2 separate regions of the Homo sapiens genome follow, and region 2 is linked to region 1. Evidence: read pairs that join two places in POLR2A ChIA-PET (ENCODE). Cell type or tissue: PC-3. All regions are shown on one strand. Links, peaks and the distances in the headings refer to the core of each region. The heading gives the core; the rest is flanking DNA. Region 1 overlaps LINC02257 (long intergenic non-protein coding RNA 2257). Region 2 overlaps LINC01655 (long intergenic non-protein coding RNA 1655).

Region 1 (10,548 bases), core at 1,021-9,020:
ACAACTTAAATTTTTTTAAAAAAAGAAAGCCCATATATCTGTTTATAAAACATGGAACATTCAAAAATGGCTCAGATGTTAAAATTAAAACAAAACATAAGTAAAATTGACCTTCAACTTGGCTAGACTGGAAAAAACATGAATAAAAAAGAAGTGGTAGCAAAGAGCTAACTGGACTGAGAATGGTGAGTGTATATTGGATTTGGTAGACAAGCCCTGAGATTCTTTATATACTACATTAATACCTCTGAATACTTGCATTCCCATTCTGAGGTTTTGAATGGATTTACCTTGTGCTGTAATTTAGATTTGAGGGGTACATGCCTAGAGCCTCACCATGTGCAAATGGCTAAGGTAGGCTAAGGTTGGAAATTGCTAAGCAAGTAGAAGTAGCAGCTTCTTCCTTCAGGGAGCCAGAAGCCAGTCACCTGCTTAAAGGGTGCAGTGGCTACTCTCATATTCAGAGTAAAAGGTAACGCTGGCTTAGGAAGGTGTGCATGATCCACAGCCTGCACCAATTCCTCGGTCTCTTCCTGTATGACACTCCCTTCTGCCTTGCATTCTCTGGCTGCCTGGCTTTTTCTCATCTCTCCAACAGGCCAGGTTCTTCCTACCTCATGACCTTACACTGGCTATTTCCCCCACTTGGAAAGCACTCACCCCAGATCTCTGCCAGGCTGCTCTTTCTTATCCTTCTGGCCTTAGGTTAACAGTCGCCTCTTCAAAACGAACTTCTTTGACCTCCAGCTCCTCACGAGCCCCTAACACTCTCTTTATTTTCATCATAGTACTCCTCCATGACATTAAAAATGGTTTTTAAGCTCAGTAACATCAGGGACCTCATCTCCCTGCTTAGCTGTATCCTTGCCACGTAGAAGAGTTCCTGACTCAGAGCAGCTCAATAAATGTTTCTTGCATGAATTATTGAAACCACACTTTATTCCTCAGAAGCACGGACATCTCATTTTTCTCAGCACTCTGTCAAAAGAGGCCATGTTATATGTTTTATTAATTTATTTTTCTTTTAATTTGGGTTATAGTGAGTTTGCCACATAAACGTTTTGAATTCTTATGTATTCAAATTTAGCCTTCATGGTTTCTTGTTTTGGTGGCATGATGAGAAAATATTTCCATTTCAGAATTATAAAAATATCCACTTAAATTTTCTTCTAGTGTTTTCCTGTGCTTGATTTATATTTAAATATTTAATCCATCTGAATTTATTTTAGAATAAGATACATGGTAAGAATCTAAATTACATTTTATTCAAACTGCTAGCCAGTTGACCCAACATGATTTATTGTATAATTTAGCATTTTCCTACTGATTTAAAATCACAACTTAACCATATGCTAAATTCTTCTATCTGTGTCTGTCTCATGGATCTGCCAGTCTTGTTCTGCCCCAGAACCAGATTTCAGTTATTGTAGCTTCATTATAGCCCAGCTTCTTACGTGATAGAATAAGTGTCTCTTCTTCTAATCTCCACCATTATTGTCTTTTTATATATTTTTCCTGAGATTAACTTTAGAATTATTTTATCAATTTAAAACAAAGTGTTAGTGAGATTTATTGGGATTGCCTTAATGGAATGTGTTATTATATATTATTATTTTTAGACTTGCTCATCTAAGAATTTGGCATGTTTCTTAATTGTTTGCAAACCTTTTGTGTGTTCATTACTTTATTTTTATTTTCTTCTTATATTTGATGATCTCTGGAGAATAAAACACCTTTAAAATTTTCCACTCAGTCCTAGTTCCATATGTTTTCCATGGTTTGCTTTAAAGTGTGTCTCTCTTTCTAACCTACCCATTTTCTTTTGGAGTCAGGTAAAGTGAGAGTCACAGATAATGTTCTGAAGGTGTTGAGAGACTTCCTGTTTGAAAAAAATTACAAGAGTCTTCCATGATTGTCAAGGTTGTGGAAAGCAAAGATGAGCTTGCCGTGACCCAGCCCTCAGGTCAACAATAATCCACAGAAGGTCAAGTGTTTATCATCTCCTCTCATTTTATTTAAAATTTTTTTTTTTTTTTTTTTTATAGAGACAGGGTCTTGCTATGTTGCCTAGGCTGATCTTAAACTCCTGGCATCAAGTGATCCACCTTGGCCTCCCAAAGCATTGGGATTACAAGCTTATGTTAATTTTCTTGAAGCAGGTGATTTCTTTGTCACTCTTGAGTTTGCTAACATAAGAAAAACATTCATTTTGAACTCACCTTTCAGGCCAGGGCACGGTGGCTCATGCCTGTAATCCCAACACTTTGGGAGGCAGAGGCAGGTGGATCACTTGAGGTCAGGAGTTCAAGATCAGCCTGGCCAACATTTCTCTACTAAAAATACAAAACATAAAAAATAAAAATTAGCTGGGCCTGGTGGTATGCACCTATAATCTAAGCTACTCAGGAGGCTGAGGCAGGAGAATCTCCTGAACCTGGGAGATGGAGGTTGCAGTGAGCTGAGATCGTGCCACTGCACTCCAGCCTGGGCTATAGAGTAAGACTCTGTCAAAAAACAAAAAAAAAAAATGAATTCACTTTTCAGATGCACCAAAGGCTTGACTCTGGGGGACATAAATGATGTTGACACCTCATCAGAAAATTTCAGTGAAAATATGGCATGGGGATAAACAAAAGCAAATGAGGTTAAGCTCTGTGGGTAAGAGCTCAGGCTCTGGACTTGTGGCCTGTCTTGTTGTTATTTCTGGCTCTGTCATTTACCAGCTTGTCCTGGGCCAGGTGCTTTACCTTTCTATCCCTCAGTGGCTTCACCTGTCAAAGGGGAACAATAATTGTCCTTCCTGCATGGTGTGCTGGGAAGATTACACGGGATATTCCCTGTATGTGCTTAGAACCATGTCTCATTCCATACATGATGATCAGCATTTGAGTCACTCATTCAGTTGTTATGCTAGCCTGGGAGATCCTTATGATCAAGGAGTATTCTCCTGCGTCTTATCAATGCCAATTTGGTTGGTGAGAAAACAAAATTGGTTCCTAGCCAGGGCCACTGTTTGTGTGGAGTTTGCACATTTTCCTGTGGCTTTGTGAGTTTCATTGGGTACTCTGATTTCCTCCCACATCTCAGCGCTGCGCCTGCTAAGTTCCTTGGGGTATCTCAATGGTCCCAGTGTGAGTGAGCGTGGTTGCGTGTGTGCCTGTGTTCTGTGATGGAATGGTGGCCTGGCCATGGTGGGTTTTTGCCTTGCATCCTGAGTGCTGGGATAGGCTCCAACCACCTGCAACCCTGAGCTGAAATAAGTGCGTAAATGATTATCTTGTTTTCATTAATCTCTCTTTAATGTATGTATAGCTCACATTTATTTCAATGTTTAATATTAGAAGTGTTTTGGCCTTTATTTAGAAGTTTGGTGATGTTTTTGTGACAAGAAATATGCCTTAAGAACTGAACTCTTGTTTATATTAATTCTCCTATGGTAAAATTGGTTTTATTTTATGTTGTTCTATTTAAAGTAGCAGTTTCTAGGAGCCTATCTATGACATTAGTTGAGGATTTATTGTATTTACTCATGCATTGTTTATCAGTGACAGATCACTTTGTATCTTCTTCCTTTGGTCTTTTGTTTCTGTCTCTGCTGGCTCTTCCTACCTTCCTCCCTTGAATATTCTCCATAGCCATCACCCACTATGGACTGCACATTGTCCAGCTACCACCCTGTCTCATTACTGCCCAGCTCCATGGACTTATAAACCCACTCCTGTCTGCTGTTATCCCTCTACACCATTGAATTTCCTTTTACTGAAGTCCCTAATAATTAATAAATGGTCAAACCCAATGGATCACTTTCAGTCCTTTCTTATCTTACTTTGTCTGTGTGAATTTACACTAGATCACAAACTCCATGAGGGAAAAGATATTGTCTTATTCACTGTTGAATTGCCAGTGCTTAGAATAGTCTCTGCCTATAATAGATACTCAATAAATATTTGTTGAATGAATAAGATTATAAATATTATTTACACTCAGTCAGCCATTCCCTTCTTAAAACATTCTTTCTGTCTTCATCCATAGAAACATCATATTCTTACTTTCTTCTGGAAATTTCTTAGTTTCCTTCCTTTCTTTGTATATCCCTCAAATGTTAGTATTCTTCAGAGTTCAGCTCTTACCCCCCTCTCTTCTCTTAAAAGCTTCTTGGGGGACTTCTTATATCTATGTCTTCAAACATCATATATATACGTGTGTGTGTGTGTGTGTGTGTGTGTGTGTGCATTCTGATTACTTCCACATCTTCATCTCTACTCAAATTAATTTTAATATCTTTAGACAATGTAGTCAATTACCTGTAGAATGATTTGATATTTCTCTGGCGTTTAAAAATATATATCCAGGGCTGGGAGCGGTGGCTCATGCCTGTAATCCCAGCACTTGGGGAAGCCAAGGCAGGCAGATCACCTGAGGTCGGGAGTTCGAGACCAGCCTGACCAACATGGAGAAACCCCATCTCTACTAAAAATACAAAATTAGCTGGGCGTGGTGGTGCATGCCTGTAGTCCCAACTGCTCAGGAGGCTGAGGCAGAAGAATCGCTTGAACCCGGGAGGCAGAGGTTGTGGTGAGCCGAGATCACGACATTGTACTCCAGCCTGGGCAACAAGAGCAAAACTCCGACTCAAAAAAAAAAAAAACAAAAAACTATATATATATATATATATATATATGTATATATATATATATATACATACACACACATATATATATATATACATATATATATACACATATATATACACATATATATACATATATATGTATACATATATATACATATATATATATATGTATCTCCAAAACGAAACTTTTATTTTTTTCAGAGCTTTATGTAGAAAATGTGAAATGAAAAATAATTAGTTGGAAGCCAAAATATCACCATAATTGCTTAGAAATGCTAAATTGGAGGGCACTATTTTGTGTGAGTGACAGATGAGCCCCAGAATTATACAGACCTACTTCTTCAGTTCTGAACCGAACAAGTTGAGCATGGAATATATTTAGTTGCAGAGAAACCACATTCTCTTTTTTACAGGTGTTATACAATCCTACACCAATATGACTGTGGAGCTGCTGAAGGTTAAGAAGCTGTCTCCACCGTATGTTCTTAAGTAATCATGAACTAGCTTGAGAACATTTGGTGGTGGCTCATTCTTGAGTTTGAGAGCAAAACAACTAAACCCCAAGATTAGTTATGCCATCATTCTCTTCTTAAGGATATACAATGGAGTTTGGGGCAGCTAATACACTGTTGACAATTTTGACATTAACAATTTACTTCCCTAGTTTTCTGAGATACACGTGGATCTCAACTCTTTTGAAGTTTAAAAACAGCAAGTATTGTACCTTCCCTGAAGTCTAAAACAATGGCAGAAAGAAAATTTTATTTTTTCTATAATAGAATCCTTACCACAGCTGTGCTTACTAAGGACTCTGTGGCCTGCCAGCATCTGCTCAGTCTCTGCATGGGTCACACATGTGTACTTAGGCCATTTGCTAATTTAATGTCAAGCTATAGCCACCAGCACCTCAAAAATCCTCTCCTGAGATGCCCATGCCTTTGCAGAGACCCTGTTCTTCTACACCTGTCCCTAGGAGCAGCCTCTGCTAATGCAGACAGAGCTGGAGGCTGAGAATTGTCTTTATGAATGATAAAGAATAATTTGGATAATATGACTTTTGTGTCAAAGGAGCTTGCAGGCACAACCTCAGAACTAGGAGAATTTACCTTGTGGATCAAGGCTGTGCCAGGCCACGGCAGGCCTTCCCACATGGAGGGGGTACCCAAGAGGAGAAGCACAGGTCCCTTGTTTACCACGTCAGGCTGGCTTTTTAAAGGAGAAGGATGGAGTTGCTTAGATGGACATGCCTGGCTTATTTTCCCAAAACTATCCATAGGAAATTCACTCTACTTTTCTAGGCGAGGAGTAAGGGGTAAAGCAAGAGGCTTGGTATGTTTAGAATAAATCTCTCTGAAGCAAAATTAGGAGAGTGGGGAACAAGCATTTCCCTCTAACGCTGTGCTTCTTCTAAGAGGTGGTTAAAGTATGACCATCCACTCAATCACCTGTGACCATCCACCTCAGCACTATAGCTGTGTCACTAAGCACTATAGCCATTAGGCACATGTGGCTACTGAGATCTTAAAATGTGGCTACTACAAATTTAGCTATGTTATAATTGTAAAATATACCCTGGATTTTTATTACAAAAATGCAATATATCTCATATATATATATATATATATATATATATATATATATTTTTTTTTTTTTTTTTTTTTTTTTAGGTGGAGTCTCGCACTGTCATCCTGGCTGGAATGCAGTGGTGCAAGCCGACTCACTGCAACCTCTGCCTCTTGGGTTCAAGTGATTCTCCTGCTTCAGCCTCCTGATTTGCTGGGATTGCAGGTACCCACCACCACGCTCAGCTAATTTTTTGTATTTTTAGTAGAGACTGGGTTTCACTCTGTTGGCTAGGCTGGTCTCGAACTCCTGATCTCATGATCTGGCTGTCTTGGCCTCCCAAAGTGTTAGGATTACAGGCGTGAGTCACTGCACCTGGCCTCATTAATATTTTTATATTGATTGCATGTTGAAATGTGTATTAGCCAGGGTTCTCTAGAGGAACAGAACTGATAGGATACATGTACATATGAAATGGAGTTTATTAAGGGTTATTGACTCACATGGTCACAAGGTGAAATCCCACAATAGGCTTCTGCAAGCTGAGGAGCAAGGAAGCCAGTCTGAGTCCCAAAACCTCGAAAGTAGGGAAGCCAACAGTGCAGGCTTCAGTCTGCAGCCGAAGGCCTGAGAGCCTCTGGCAAACCACTTGTGTAAGTCCAAGAGTCCAAAAACTGAAGAACTTGGAGTCTGATGTTCAAGGGCAGGAAGCATCCAGCATGTGAGATAGATGAAGGCTGGAAGATTCAGTCAGTCTGGTCTTTCCACGTTCTTCTGCCTGCTTTTATCCTACTGCACTGGCAGCTGATTATATTGTGCCTACCCAGTTGAAGGTGGATCTGCCTCTCCCAGCCCACTGACTCAAATGTTCATCTCCTTTGGCAACACCCTCACAGACACACCCAGGAACAATACTTTGCATCCTTCAATCCAATCAAGTTGACACTCAATATTAACTATCACAAAATGAAAATACTTTGGATATATAAGGTTAAATAAAAAATAATATTAACATAAATGTCACCTATTACATACGTGGCTTGCATTGGACAGCACTGTTGTAAACCAATGGTTCTTCAACTAAAATGAGGAATCTATTGCAGATTGATACTTTCATAAAATTCAAATTAAAATATCTTTCTATAAAACATTGTAAACCTTTACTCTGGATCCTGTACTTATTTTATTGCCCGCTGTTAAAAAAGAGTTTGGTTCTGACTCTCATCTGAAGAGCTTACTAAGAAGTATGAGTAGAAATAGTTCTAGATGTCTCTTCCTTTCATAGGACCCATAAGTAATAAAGTCCTATCAGTTCTTCCTCCTGTGTATCCTATGTGCATCCTCTCCTCTTCATTCCCATTGCATCTTCCTTGGAGAGACCTTTATTTCCTTCCAGGATTATTGTGAGTGACTACTAAAAACTCTCATTGCCTGCACTCTCATAATCCCTTTATTTAAAACCCTGCAACTACTCCTCATGCCTCCTGGTCAAAGTACAAAATTCTCCTGGGACCCTCAAGCCACAGATGAATTGACCCCTGCCTGCTGGTTCAGGCCACCTTTCCCCGATTCCACACTAGAGTAGCAGCCAGCAATTCCTGATCTCAACCATGTCATCCTCTATAGAAAACACGATCTCATGTAATCCTTGGAAGAACCTGAAATGCTGGCAATATTTTTCCTATGTTACCGATTTTTAAAACCAAAGATCAGTCTAGCAGAGTAAATTGTTCAAAAATACTCAGGTAGTAAGGAGCAGCGTTAGAATTTGAACTTGGGTCTGTCTAATTCAAAAGGCTATGTCCCTTCCACATGACATGGTGCTGCTTGGAGTTCCTCTAGCCCCCTCTTGTTTCTGGCTTTAGCACATGCTATTCTCTCAGTTCTCCGTCTTCTACTTCTGATCCATTTAGGCTTTTCTTGTAATACCTGAGCTAATCTTCAACCACCACCTGGTGCGTTTCTTGAGACCTCCTGACCCCCAAAGCCTAGCTTCTTCTGGGACCCTTTCAGCTCCTTCATAACACTAAACACACCACTTGGTAGTTGAAGGTCTTATTTATTTCCCCTTGTGATTCCTCCTGATGCAGAAACCATCCTCTATGCTTAGCACTATGTCTGTTATGGGAGATGCTTAATAATTAATTCATTCATCTTTTCATGTATCCAACTAATAATTATTAAGACAGACAAAGGCCCTGTCTTCATGGAGCCTACCTTGTAGTGAAGGGAAATTGAAAGAATAAACTGAAAATTTAAAAATGCATGTGTGTGTGTGTGTGTGTGTGTCTGTGTGTGTGTGTGTGTGTGTGTGTTCTGCTTGCTTGTTCTTCCTCTAGGTGTTTTAGTGCACCACTTACCCTAATGATATTCACCAAGGGTGCTCAATTTGTACTGCTCCAGCCAGCTGCTGTGTGCCAGCGCAGCCATCTGCTTTCTCCCGTTGCCATCCCCAGGCGGGCAGCCTGTCAGACAGGGGCATGGTCGTTCCTTCTTTTCCCATTTGTTCAGTGTCTCTGGATTCAATTTTCTCCTTTTCATTTGGGGAATGTCTCAGGCGTGCCCAGGAAATGTCCTTCCAGCTCCTCTCCATCACCCTGTCATATGTCAGATGTGCTCAGCAAAATTGTCTATGCTCTTGAGGACAGGCTGCTCGTGGACCATGGAGCCTCAGCCTCATTCTCTGCATCAGCCAGACTTGGCATAAGCCATGACCTGTTTCAGCCTCAGTTTTCTTGTCTGTAAAATGAGAAGATTAAACTATTCTAAAGTTGATGCTTGGCATGCTTTTCTCTTCCCAGGAGTCTTGTGTAAAAACTAAACAGATACAACAGATTTACTCCTCCGTCAGCAATATTTACTGAACACCACTATGTTCCAGGCATTGTCTTGGGTGCTGATTATGAAGCAATGAACACAGCAGTCTTGATTCTCTTGAGGCTTATGCCCTGGCTGGAGGAAGCAGATGGACAAGTGAATGCATGGTTATGTCAGGTGGTGATGAGAATGTCAGAGTACTATACCCAAGGTAAAGTGGGTGGGGAGTGTCAATGGAGAAGTGGATGGAGGCTATTTCATGTGAAACAGATAAGGTGACCTTTGAGCAGAGACCTGAAGGAAATGAGCACTACTTGGAAATCTACCCCACTAGTCGTATAGAGTCCCCAACCATATGCCCTGCTACTCATGCCATACATCTCTCCCCCGTCAGTCTATTATTTCAAGCTTATGATATACATGGACATTCTTTTTCTCAGGAAAGCTCTCAGAATGACAGAAAAGTCCAGCGGTTATGCTCAACACTCTTCAACATCCCCAACTCCACTGCACACCTGCTCTTTCTTTGTTCCTTGTCTTGCACAGAGAGGAGAATGACTGGTAACCAGGAGTAGCCCAAACTCACGTCACAGCCTGCTGGGACCAGGGGAAGGAGGTGCCTTCACACAGAACAACCCCTTCTTGTAAACATTCTCCCCCACCATTCAGAACATTTGAGCAGTTGTTTATAGGAGATAAATATTGACACAGAAGACTGCAGAGAAGATTTGCAACGTGCTTCATGGGGCAAATGGGTATGGTGGGCTGTCTGTCCCCTCAACCCTTCTCAGCTAAGCCCACCTACTCGTGGTGCTGTCTACTTCAGGAAAATCACTAAGTGACTCATGTGTCCTCATACTTACCTTTCAGACCATGTCCCACCCCTGAGGAGTTTTTCAGAGAAGGATGGTAAAGTGAATGGAACTTCTTATCATTGACTGTTTTCACTACTCCTTCTCATTAACCTATATGGAGCTTCAGTGCCATTCATAATGTTCACGGTGATCTTAGCACAGCCTTTCATTTGGTGAGGCTACTAGTTATAGTTACTTTTTAATTCCTCAGTAGTTCAATGGCAGAGAGTTAAGCTTTGACAGGTTCCCCATCTGCTTCCTCTGTGTGCCCCCACACTAAGAACCCCAAATAAAACTGAGCAAGATAGAGCCATGTTAGGTAGAAAGAAACAGCCCGGAGTCTTTCATTCATTTTGACAACTCTTTGACTAAACTAATACTAGATCAATTTATTAGTTTAGCCACTAGTGGGCTTGGGGCACACAATTTACCTGCATTGAAGAGAAGCTACAGACTTAAGGCATCTTGGTCTCCCATAGGTAAAAAAAAAACCACACACACACACACACACACACACACACACACACACACAAATATTGAATGAGATTCTTTTGCCCACCCCCAAATCATTTTTCAGAGTAATTGTTTCAGGTCCATTTTATTTTCCTCTGCAGAGCAAACCAGTGAAAAAATGGCCTTCGCACTCCTGAGAGACCTTTCACCGGGCTTTCTACTTTTGAA
Region 2 (10,548 bases), core at 1,113-9,112, 90 kb after region 1:
CTAATTTGCAATGACTTGAATGAAGTACACGTTCCCCTGGCATTCTGCTTCCCACCATAGCACGCCTAGGTGTGATATGCTATTAATCCCTTGGTAGCTCTAGAAGAAGAAGATGGGCTGTAGTATCTAAACCCTGGATTCAAATCTTGGCTCTGTCACCTGCTTTGGAAGGGTTATTTAACTATTCTGATTATTTGTTTCTTAACAAAACTGAAAAAGTCTGGGAACCTCATAAGAAGATGAAATATTTCATCGTATTGATGTATCTAATCATAACACAGCAGCTGTTATAAAGGTGTCAAATGAGAGTGGTCATTCTTCTTACTCTTCTAGATGCTCCAGTGAAGCCCCATATCACCTTTTTCCTTCCTGTTTGCCATAGCTCCAGGTAAGAGACACTGTAGTCAAAATGACAATTTTGATTTCAATCTTGAAATGTGCAGCCTAAATATAAAGCTCATCTATTTGGTTTGAGGTTCAGAGACCTGAGCAATTCATTCTGAGAGATCCAGGTTCTAAAGTAACTTGATCCCTGCACAGGAAACAGTCTCAACAATGACCTTGTCATCTCCCATTCATTCTAATTTCCTGGGCACCAAAGACTTCTACTACCTCAGTGGAGAGTCAGATCAGAAGCTATAGACTCCATCCACTAAAACTCAATGGCCCTCTCCCAGCCTGCCCCCTGTCTCAGGTGAATCCAGGCAGCCTGTGAGAAGATGAAACTCCCCTGCATGAATTTTTTTGGTGAGAAGTTTTAAAATCACTAATTCAATCTATTTACTTGGGTGTTGTGCCATGTGTAACACTTAGAATCATCCCTGGTGCTCTCCTCTTATGTATTTCCTGCATGAATATGAAAACATCCTGAATCTACTGAACTTAATCCCTCAAACCTGCCATTTCACCAATGACCTACCCTAAATCACTAGCTGGGCCCATTTGACACTCATGAGCCTAGATTATTTTTCACCTAACTCTACTAGCAAAGAACTTGTGTCCTGTGACTAGCTATTGGCATTGACATTCCTCCATCCATCCATAGTAATATACATATTATTGGGTTCACTAACACTACATGTTAGTGCCCTCTTAAATCTGGAAGTACTTGGGTGAGTATGAGGAAATTTGGTCTATTGAAAGAAGCATTGAAGTGTTGGATTGAGGATTAAGCACTTGACCTTGGTAGCCTATATCTGTCCCCAAATAGCCAGTGTCCCTGTGGAAGGTAGACTCCATCCAACTCCAAACCAAGCCCCTGGAAATGCATCCCTTGTTCTTATTGGTGGTAACAGGCACCTCCTTGAACCTCTCCCCAGCCTGGCCTCTCAAAGCACCAAACAAACCTGAAATTGTCTCAGGGGAGCCCCTGTCTCTCTGACACCAGGGTATTAAGAAATTGGACAGAAGCCCCACTAAGCAGAGTCAAATGTAACTCTCAGCCTAAACCTGATAGTCTCTTTCTTCCCACCCAGATACAAGGTACCTTGACAACAATCCTTTAAAAATCAAATAAAGTCCCCCTTGTTCTGTGTTGATTTTTAAATTTTCACAGATTTCTCCTTTTGCTAAAGCCAAATGTAGCTGCACAACTGCTTTTACGTTCTTTGCAAAAAAGCTATTATATTAAAAAGAAAATGAGAACGCTAGGCTGTGCTGCCCAGTGGCTCCTAATGCCTGCATTACACAGACAGAAAACTGGGATTGGATCCTGCCCATTTTTCCTAAGGGGATGATGGTATAGAATCTGTTTAGTCAAGAGCAGAGGGTAAGAGAGGATAACATTTTTCTCCAAACAAAGGAAGGGCATGTATCCGCCAAAGGTTCCTGCAGCCAGGCCTAGGAATATCACCAGTGACCTGGCTTGCTTCCAGTGGGCCTGTTTGGTTTTGTCCTAGCATAGAACATAAACAGCATCCCATAGTCTAGGACAGCCAGAGGCTAAAGTGCCTGAGAGATTCTCAACCCTTTCTGTAACTATACATTTATTTTAAGTTCACTCCATGGACCTCCTCTAAACCCATAATTTTAACCTGAGTATCTTTTCTACTCGTTTTGTAGGTTTATATGTCACTGCTGTTTTATGCTACAAAGTTAATTTTCCTTTAATTCTCTTTATGTCATGATGAATTACTTACATTTAGGATCACTGTGTTTTTCTTTCTTTAGACAGAGACAGAGCACCTTAAGTAGTTATTCATAACATTGGGACCAAACTTTGGTAGTTTTCCTTTCTGACATCACAACTTGGTTCAGATTAACAAAGCAGTGGTCCCTGCCTCAGAAAGATGATTAAATTCCCAATGACAGCAAAGTTCACACAAAGCAGGTCTAACAAGAAGCCACAGTGTCTAGCGGCAGCCTGCAGTTATATGTGACAGGAAGCAAGGAGAGGGCTGGAAACTCCAGCTGGAGCAGTGCCTGACATGCCTTTACAGCCAGAAGTCTTTCATGTTTATTGATGCTAAGGAAACAATTATAATTAGTTATGGCTAACTAGGCAACATGAAATACCTTTCCATTTATTCTTAATTCTGTTTCTGCTCTTACTACCACCACCACTACCATTGATAGAAACTCTATGGAAAGAGGAAGAAGGGAGAGTCTGTGGGTAGAGGGAGGGATGGAGGATATTGGGCAGGTTGGAGCTAATGAAGGTAGTCTGAGGAACATCACACTATCAACAGTCTGTTCAGAAGGGAAAGTGATGACAACAGTGAGGACCTTTGTGGAGTGCTTGCTCTATGCTGGGCCCTGTTGTAGGTTCATTACCTGTATTATTTCACTAAATCTTCACTACAACACTATCAGGTAGGAACCATTATGATCCCTTAGAGTAAATGGATTGCTGCCACATTGCATGTAAAAGGGTGATGTTACATATACAAAGTAATATTGCATACAGATTGAAATCACATGTAAATTAAGATTGATATTGCATGTATGCAGATCATAGGTAGAAGGATGCATTGGAATCAAGGCCGTTTGTCAAGATGGCAGCACTCATTGGAAACTCTTCTTTCCTAGGGGTTACTATTTAAACCAGTGGCCTAGTTTAGAAAGTAACTTTGTGCCTCTTGGAAAAGGAGTTGGGAACAAAAGGAACTAGTTGCTCGTAGGAAAAAAGCAAACACAGAGAGGTTCTGAGATCTGCCCAGAAGGGGATCTGAAATCAAGACTAAGTGTGTAGTCCTTCACGAAGCAGCAGGCAAGGCTCATCTTAGGAGGAAGAAGAGGAAGCCATCATCTATGTGTCACAGGTGCTGAGGTGTAGGAGACCCCAACCCTCCAATCATCTTCCCTATTTAATTTGCTAATAATGCGTCAACATAGTAGACCCTGGCACACATTAGGAACTCAATAAATGTTACTTTTCTTATTTATTGGGTAAGATCCAAGTGCTTTATCCGTGAAGTACACCTTTCTGTAAATTTAGTTATACTGTCCATTCTCAAGAATTGATTTTAGGGCTGGGCACGGTGGCTCATGCCTCTAATAACAGCATTTTGGGAAGCCAAGGCTAGGAGTTTGGGACCAGCCTGGGCAACATAGTGAGACCTCATCTCTAAAAATGTTTAAAAAGTAGCTGGGCGTGGTGGTGGGTGCCCATAGTCCTAGCTACTAGGGAGGCTGAGATGGGAGGATCCCTTGAGCCCAAGAGCTTGAGGCTGCAGTGAGTTATAATTGCAAAACTGCACTGCAGCCTGAGTGACAGAACAAGACTCCAACTCACACACACACAACAAAGTTTTTGCTAAACAGAAGAGAGATTTTGGGGATATCTGGCAATAAAAGGAGAAAATACTCCAGGGGAGATGGATATGGGAAGGACAGAGTGGGACACCTAAGAGAAGCCCCACATGATTTTCCCAATATTGCCTGGGCAGCCCTAGGAGCTGAGGGATGGGACAAGGAGATACCAGCAGCCTGCAGAAAGCTGCAGAGCTGAACTTGCACACACACCATCCACGGACACCTGAATGCAGCCCATGTTTATGCCATAGCATGTGCTCTCTCTTATAAGCCTCATGCACCCGCTATGTTCCTTTAGCAGGAAAGCCATAGATTATTTTTCCAGTGAGTGGCCATTTGGAGGGAGATGTGCAGGTATTCGGTTTACAACCTCTCCCTGCTTGTTGCACAGCATAGGAAGGTGTGGAATGTATGATGGCACAAATAGTAGAACCTCCTCAAAATACTCTGAAACCTTCATCCTTTGCAAACCCAGAGGCTCCTTCCATCCTCCACTATTCTCTTTCAAAAGTCAATTATTTTAATCATAGCAAAGCTTTCTTGACCCCATATGTGTCCCAACAACCAAATGACAGTCTCAACAACATTTACCTGTTAGCTATGGATTCTAGTCTAAAAGGACTCATGTTGCTTTCATCTTCCTAGATCCAGTGCCTGGCACAGTGAAATAATTCAAAAATGTTTGTTGAACCCTTCGGTGATTTTACTATGTGCAGAAATGTATATCAAAATATTCATTGAAACATCTCAGCCCTGGATCTAAGAGTGGGTTAGGTGTAGGAAGAAAGGGTAGTGTACCAAAAAAAAAAAAGTAATATATGGTTTCTGTCTTCTAGAAGTTAAAAGCACATATTCAAAAGACAGGTAAGTAGCAACAGGCATGGTATGGTTAAACACTAAAATTAGTCATTTACATATTATCTGTTTTTCTCATACCCTCACTGTGCATTAGAAGCTTTGTAAAAACTACAGATGCCTGCAGTTCACACACAGAGATTCTGATTAGGTCTGTCTAGTCAGAGTCTACATTTTTAAACAGTCCACAGGCGATTCACATGCGTATCCAGGATATGAATCACTGTAACAAGTGCTAGAGAACAGAATTAAAACAGCTACCAGCAAGAACCAGAGTGGGGGGAGGAGTCTCACGGCACGATTGGAACCTCTTTTGAACCCTGAATCATACAGAGAATTTGGATTGTAGGGATGGAGAGGGGAGAGCCTTCTGGTTGGGAGGAAGAATTGAAGACATTGTGAACAAAGGAGGTTGAAAATTAGGGAGAATTAGGGAGCTATTGTTTAAAGGATACTGAATTCCAGATAGGAGGAATAAGTTTAAGAGATCTATTGTACAACATGGTGGCTAACCACAATGTATTGTGTACTTGAAAATTACTGAGTAGGTTTTAAGTGTTTTTGCCACAGGAAATGATGTGTGTGAGGTAAAATGTATGTTAATTAGCTTCATTTCCCCGTTCTATAATGTATATATGTTGTACCCCATACATGTATATTGTTTTTTATTTGTCAATGAAAAAAGCAAATTAAAAATGCCAATGTTAATTTAAAAAAAAGAGTTGAAAGTCAAATGGATACCTATTTGCTTAGTGGCAACCACATCTCAGAGTAAGGTGCAGAGGTGCCCATGTGAAGATGGGCACTGGTTGAGGTAGCACCACCTGCCTACCTGATGGCAGAAAGAATATCCTTAATGACCAAAGGAAGGCCACAGAGGGAAGGTAGGCTTTGGCCATGTGAAACCAAAGAAAATGGCTGAGGTGACTCAATCAATCTAGAGATTTATTCTGCCAAGGTTGAGGACGCACCCAGGAAAAAGGAACACCTGTGATTTGTGCTTTTTCCAAAGAGGGTTTGGGGTCTTCAACGTTTAAAGGGGAAAGAGTAAGCAGTTGGGGAAAGAGGAAAGAAAAAATAAAAAGGGAAGAATACATAAAAGAGGCAAGCAATGGCATTCTTTTGAAGCTAGATCCGTGTTCACTGAATCCACATTTTAAATGTGAAAAGAGGGGACAGAGGAATAGTCAACTATGCATTGGCTCCAGCTCAATGAATCTGCATTTTTAGGTAAAATAAAGTAAACATAGAGTAAAGGAAGCATTCAAATATGTATTTGTCTCAGGTGAGCAGAGGGATGACTTCTAATCCTGTCTTTGTTCTGTACCTATGAAGATAAGCTGTTGATTTACATTATCAGGGTGAAATTCAACAGAACTCTGTTTTAGGGTAAAGATCTTGGGGTGCACAGAGAATTTTCTTGTGAGTGAATTGTGAGGGAGGGCCCCTGGGGAGGCCTGTAACCTTCTACCTTTGTAGCTATCTATTTAGGAACAAAATGAAAGGCAGTTTTGGGTGACTCAAGCTTTTTTTTTCCCCTTTGGCATAGTGAGTTTGGGGTCCTGAAATTTTATCTTCTTTTCACAGCCATAGCCTGGGAAGTAGGACCCCTTTCTTTGTACCTGCAAAACAGCTGTGGATGGCTACAAAAATGGTCTTGAAAAAATGTTGAGATAGACAAAGAAACACATGCATTCCCAATCACAGATTTCATTATTAACTCTATCTCAAGAAAGGTGCTTGAGTTTGAGGTCCCACATTCTTGGAATGGTGACTACTGGGAGCTTCACCTTAAGGGTTGAGGATGTGTTTCCTTGGCTTCCCTCAATTCCCAGATTATCAAGTTTCTTTCTTTCAGTGACTCAGTGACAAAAGTCTTTTGCCTTTCTACTTCCTTTCTAGGGAGTAATAAAGAAGAGGGGTATGAGTGGGACTCAGGGATAAATGGAGGTAGAGAGGAGGTTCAAGAGATGAACCAAAAACATCTTAAATAAAAAATGCTCCCAGCAGAGGGTCAGGGGTGGATGTGCCTGATTCTGAATGCAAGTCAAATATGCATTTGTCTCAGGTGAGCAGAGGGATGACTTCTATCTCTGTCTTTGTTCTGCACCTATGAAGATAAACTGTTGAATATAAGATGTTCCTACCTGTTCTAGGGCAAGACAAGATAGTTAAAAAAAAAAAAAAAGAGGTGATGGTAGATGCTACCCCAAATGGAAAGGTGAGGGGTTATTGATGGCACACACCAAATTTAGTAAGCTCACTTATGACACCCAGTAAGGACTGTTTCATTGCATGAAGCACTTTTTGTGCAGGTGTAGGGACAGATCAGAAGATTCTGGAAAAGGCAGATCACCAAAGAACTCAAGATGTACTGATATTTTGCCAGTTTCCTTCATCAACAACTTGTCTTCTTTACCAACTAAGGGCAAACAAAGAGAACAAACTAAAAAAAAAAAAAAAAGAAAAGAAAAGAATTAAATAATTAAACAAAGAACTTAAATAAGAAGGTAAGACCCCCCCCCCAAATCTCCCAAGATAGTGAGAAATGTATTTGCGTCATGTCTGCCTAACAATGAGCTATTATTAGGATGGTAGAAAATAGCAGCAAGTAAGGACTACAGATTTCACCCAGAGGCAGAGCAGACAAAAGAGACAACAGTTTCCTGGGAAAGGAAGATGATTCCAGTTTAATTCATCCAACAAAACTCTTCCAAGAATGAGACCAGAAACCCTAACTGCATCTTGGAGGGAGCTGGAGGCTTTCCCATCACAATGAGGCCAACTGCTACCATGGGTGCCAGTGCCAGAGCCACTGTCTGCAGGCACTATCATGTCTGTGTGGGCCAAGGAGCAATCTAAATTAAGATGATCATCTAGGTCCTCAGGCCCTCAGGGTGAGTACATATTGCAGCAGTTTCAGCCTGTTTCATGCCCTCCATCTGCAGATCTACAATGTCTATAGCCAGATTCACTGACCCCCAACCCCTCAACTTCAGATCTCAATCCCCAGAACAATGTGGGCTTAAGACAGGAAATATTGAAGCGGGTTTAGCACTTCCTCCTCCTCCCCCAACAGCAGTGGCATCCTGGTGTTGAGTCATTCTCCAGATTAGGTTGAACCAGCTGACCACTGGGCTCCCTGTGTGTCACCTGAGTCACCCTCACTCTTGATTTGGCCTAGGGGTCCTCAGTGGGCTTCCGCCCCCACCCCTGGGTTGCAACTCTCTAGTCGAATAACATTCCCACTGTAATTACAAAACTCCTATACCCAAACTTCTTCCTGGGAAACACTGAAGAGTGTTGCACTTTTCCTTCTTTCTTTCTCTCTTTCTTCCTTCCTCCCTCCCTCCCTCTCTTTTCTTTCTTTCTTTCTTTCTTTCTTTCTTTCTTTCTTTCTTTCTTTCTTTCTTTCTTTCTTTCTTTCTTTCCTTCTTTCTTTCTTTCTCTTTCTTTCTCTCTCTCTCTTTCTTTCTTTTCCTTTTTCCTTCCTTCCTTCCTTCTTTCTTTCTTTCTTCCTTTCTTTCTTTCTTTCTTTCTTTTCTTTCTTTCTCTTTCTTTCTTCTTTCTTTCTTTCCTTCAAAATGGAGTTTCACTCTGTCACCCAGGCTTGAGTGCAATGGCGCCATCTCGGCTCACTGCAACCTCTGCCTCCCAGGTTGAAGCGATTCTCCTGCCTCAGCCTCCTGAGTAGCTGGGATTACAGACGTGCACCACCATGCTCAGCTAATTTTTGTATTTTTAGTAGAGACAGGGTTTCACCATGTTGGTCAGTCTGGTCTCGAACTCTTGACCTCGTGATCCACCCACCTCGGCCTCCCAAAGTGCTGGGATTACAGGCATGAGCCACCGCGCCCAGCCATGAGTTGCACTTTTCGACCTTGGTTCTCATCTCATCCTTGGTTCAACCATCTTGTCTTGCTCTTGATTTTCCTGAAATGGGAGAGTTCCCTGACCCCCCTCACAGAACATGCAACAGGGGTGTGGCTTGTCTGTTCAGCTGCCTTACCTCCCTTATAGGAGTGGGAGCATGCAGACGGGCAGGTGCAAGAGCCAGGACAAGCACTTTTGGGCTCAGGCTCCATGGTAGCATCTAGGGGTGGGTGCCTGCAACTCCCAAAGCCCAGGTGGGTGTGTTACAGTGCTCTTTTAGCTCTGCTGTCTGCAGATGGCTTAAGTGTTAACCAGCTCAGTGCCCTCTTGGTACCTGAGTCCTTGTTCAGTATCCAGGACGAATTAGGTCACATGGACGAATTGAAGGTTGGCAAATGCAGGGGACTTTGTTGTCAGATGGAGATGGCTCTCAGCTGGAGGGATGGGGAGCTGAAGAGGGGATGAAGTAGGAAGAATGATCTTCACCTGGAGTTTGGCTGTCCTGCAGCCAGTCTCCTCTCCAACCATCCCCAGATGAACTCCTCTTGATGTTCAGATATTCCTTCTTTTCTCTCCTTCTCTGCCAGGCCCACTTTTCTGCCTCTGCTCATCTACTTGTGGAGCATGGGATTTGGGGTTTATATGGGTATGAGATAGTGGGGCATGGTGGGCCAGAAGGCAACATTTGGGTGCAAAAAGAGAAATGCCTGTTTCTATTTAGGGCCATGGGTTTCCAGGCTTGAGGGTGGGGCCTTTGCCAGGGAACTGCCTTCTTCTACCCAGTATTTCCCTGTCTCTTGTCCATATCAGTACCTCTCTCCTTATCTGAGGTTAAGATCAGGGGAGTCTTTAGCTCTGTATCTTAGTTTAGTGTTGGGGTCTGGATTTCTGGGGAACAAATCTGCCAGAGGCTGGCACCCTGCCCTGAATTCCAAAAATTACCTGCCCCCAATTTTCAGTGGGCCCTGCTCATGTTTTGGCATAATTTGCAATTCCACTTGGAGCACCTGGTGCCAGCTACTTAGCTGAATCGCTATGTGGAAGGCTGAACTCCTTGCACCTGTGCCTTCTCCAACCTCTCCTGTTAGCTTGGCCTGTCCCACTCTGAAGGGCATGTCTAGTGCCAAGTCTCAGTCCCTTTCCTGCCTACACTGTCCTGCTCCCAACAAACCTCCACACCTCCTGATAAATCCTGGCACAAGAGAAGAATGTATGGGAAAGTGTCAGCCTCAGAACTTCTTGGGAATTGAGAGTGAGGGAGTTGCTGGGGAGGAGGGCTGGTCCCAGATCCTAATGCCCACCTTGCTTCTCCTTGAGGATTCTGGTTGATAAAAGATACACATATTGTTAAATGAGGATTGCAACATTAGTTCTGTTTGACTTTCTGTAACAATTAGAAGACTAGAGAATATAGCTGGGTTTCTGACCTCCCACTCAGAATTATAGAGAGCCAAGTCTTCCCTACAAGGTGGACTTATCCACCCAGTCCCAGGCTGAGAAGCTGGAGATCAGTCCTCCCTGCTCTGAGGTGGTCCCACCAAGGGGTTGACCCACAGAGACTGACCCATTGCTCTGAAATAAAGGCTAGTTCAAGAAGAATCAGGAAATGGGGGAGCATGTAGGAGAAGTGAGTGACCTTGAGTTTTTACCCTGCCCAGTAGAGGAATAGCCAGTGTGTCTGATAACCAAAGTCATTCTTCTCTCTTTGGAGTGGGAAAGGTATAGGAATGAGGTAGGTCCTGAAAATTCCCACTCCATCCCTTCCCCCAAATGAAGAAGGTGTTGATGGAAGCACCTTCCTTTCTGAGTTGTGGAGGAGATGATTCAGCTGAGCCAAATGACATGTGAACAATAGAAACAGTTCTACCTCCCATGAACTGTTGGCTTGCTGTCTTCTTCATGAGTCAGTTTTAGCAGAGTGTGGCCAAGAAAATCCCCATGATGGAGACTGGGTAAACAGTCAACCTCTGTGGGTCACCTCCCTTCCATCCTCTACTCAGTGCAAGTCAAAGCTGCCCATCACTGGGCACTGGGCAGTCAGGGGACTCCTGATGACTGACTCAGAGC

Evidence for each region. Peaks named below come from ENCODE experiments on the same cell type or tissue, not always from the same donor. Only the 100,000 strongest peaks of a DNase experiment are listed, where the experiment ranks them.
Region 2: POLR2A ChIA-PET joins it to region 1 with 13 read pairs; 3 of 35 experiments call an interaction of 5 or more read pairs at or near these places.

Annotation. Positions count from the first base shown.
Region 1 is chr1:221,914,465-221,925,012 of GRCh38, reverse strand. LINC02257 (long intergenic non-protein coding RNA 2257) reads left to right here. Exons shown (of 4, transcript NR_149057.1): 2 at 6,301-6,421; 3 at 10,482-10,548. LOC124904517 (a long non-coding RNA gene) reads right to left here. Exons shown (of 3, transcript XR_007066885.1): 3 at 6,661-8,935. Among named protein-coding and RNA genes, the nearest start is that of LINC02474, 47 kb to the left of the region's middle. In PC-3, for the core only: no CTCF peak of the experiment used is centred there; a DNase peak (open chromatin) is centred at 2,912.
Region 2 is chr1:221,824,132-221,834,679 of GRCh38, reverse strand. LINC01655 (long intergenic non-protein coding RNA 1655) reads left to right here. Exons shown (of 4, transcript NR_125989.1): 3 at 334-388; 4 at 6,924-7,014. Among named protein-coding and RNA genes, the nearest start is that of LINC01655, 11 kb to the left of the region's middle. In PC-3, for the core only: no CTCF peak of the experiment used is centred there; DNase peaks (open chromatin) are centred at 4,809 and 7,699; H3K4me3 peaks cover 337 bases; H3K27ac peaks cover 2,549 bases.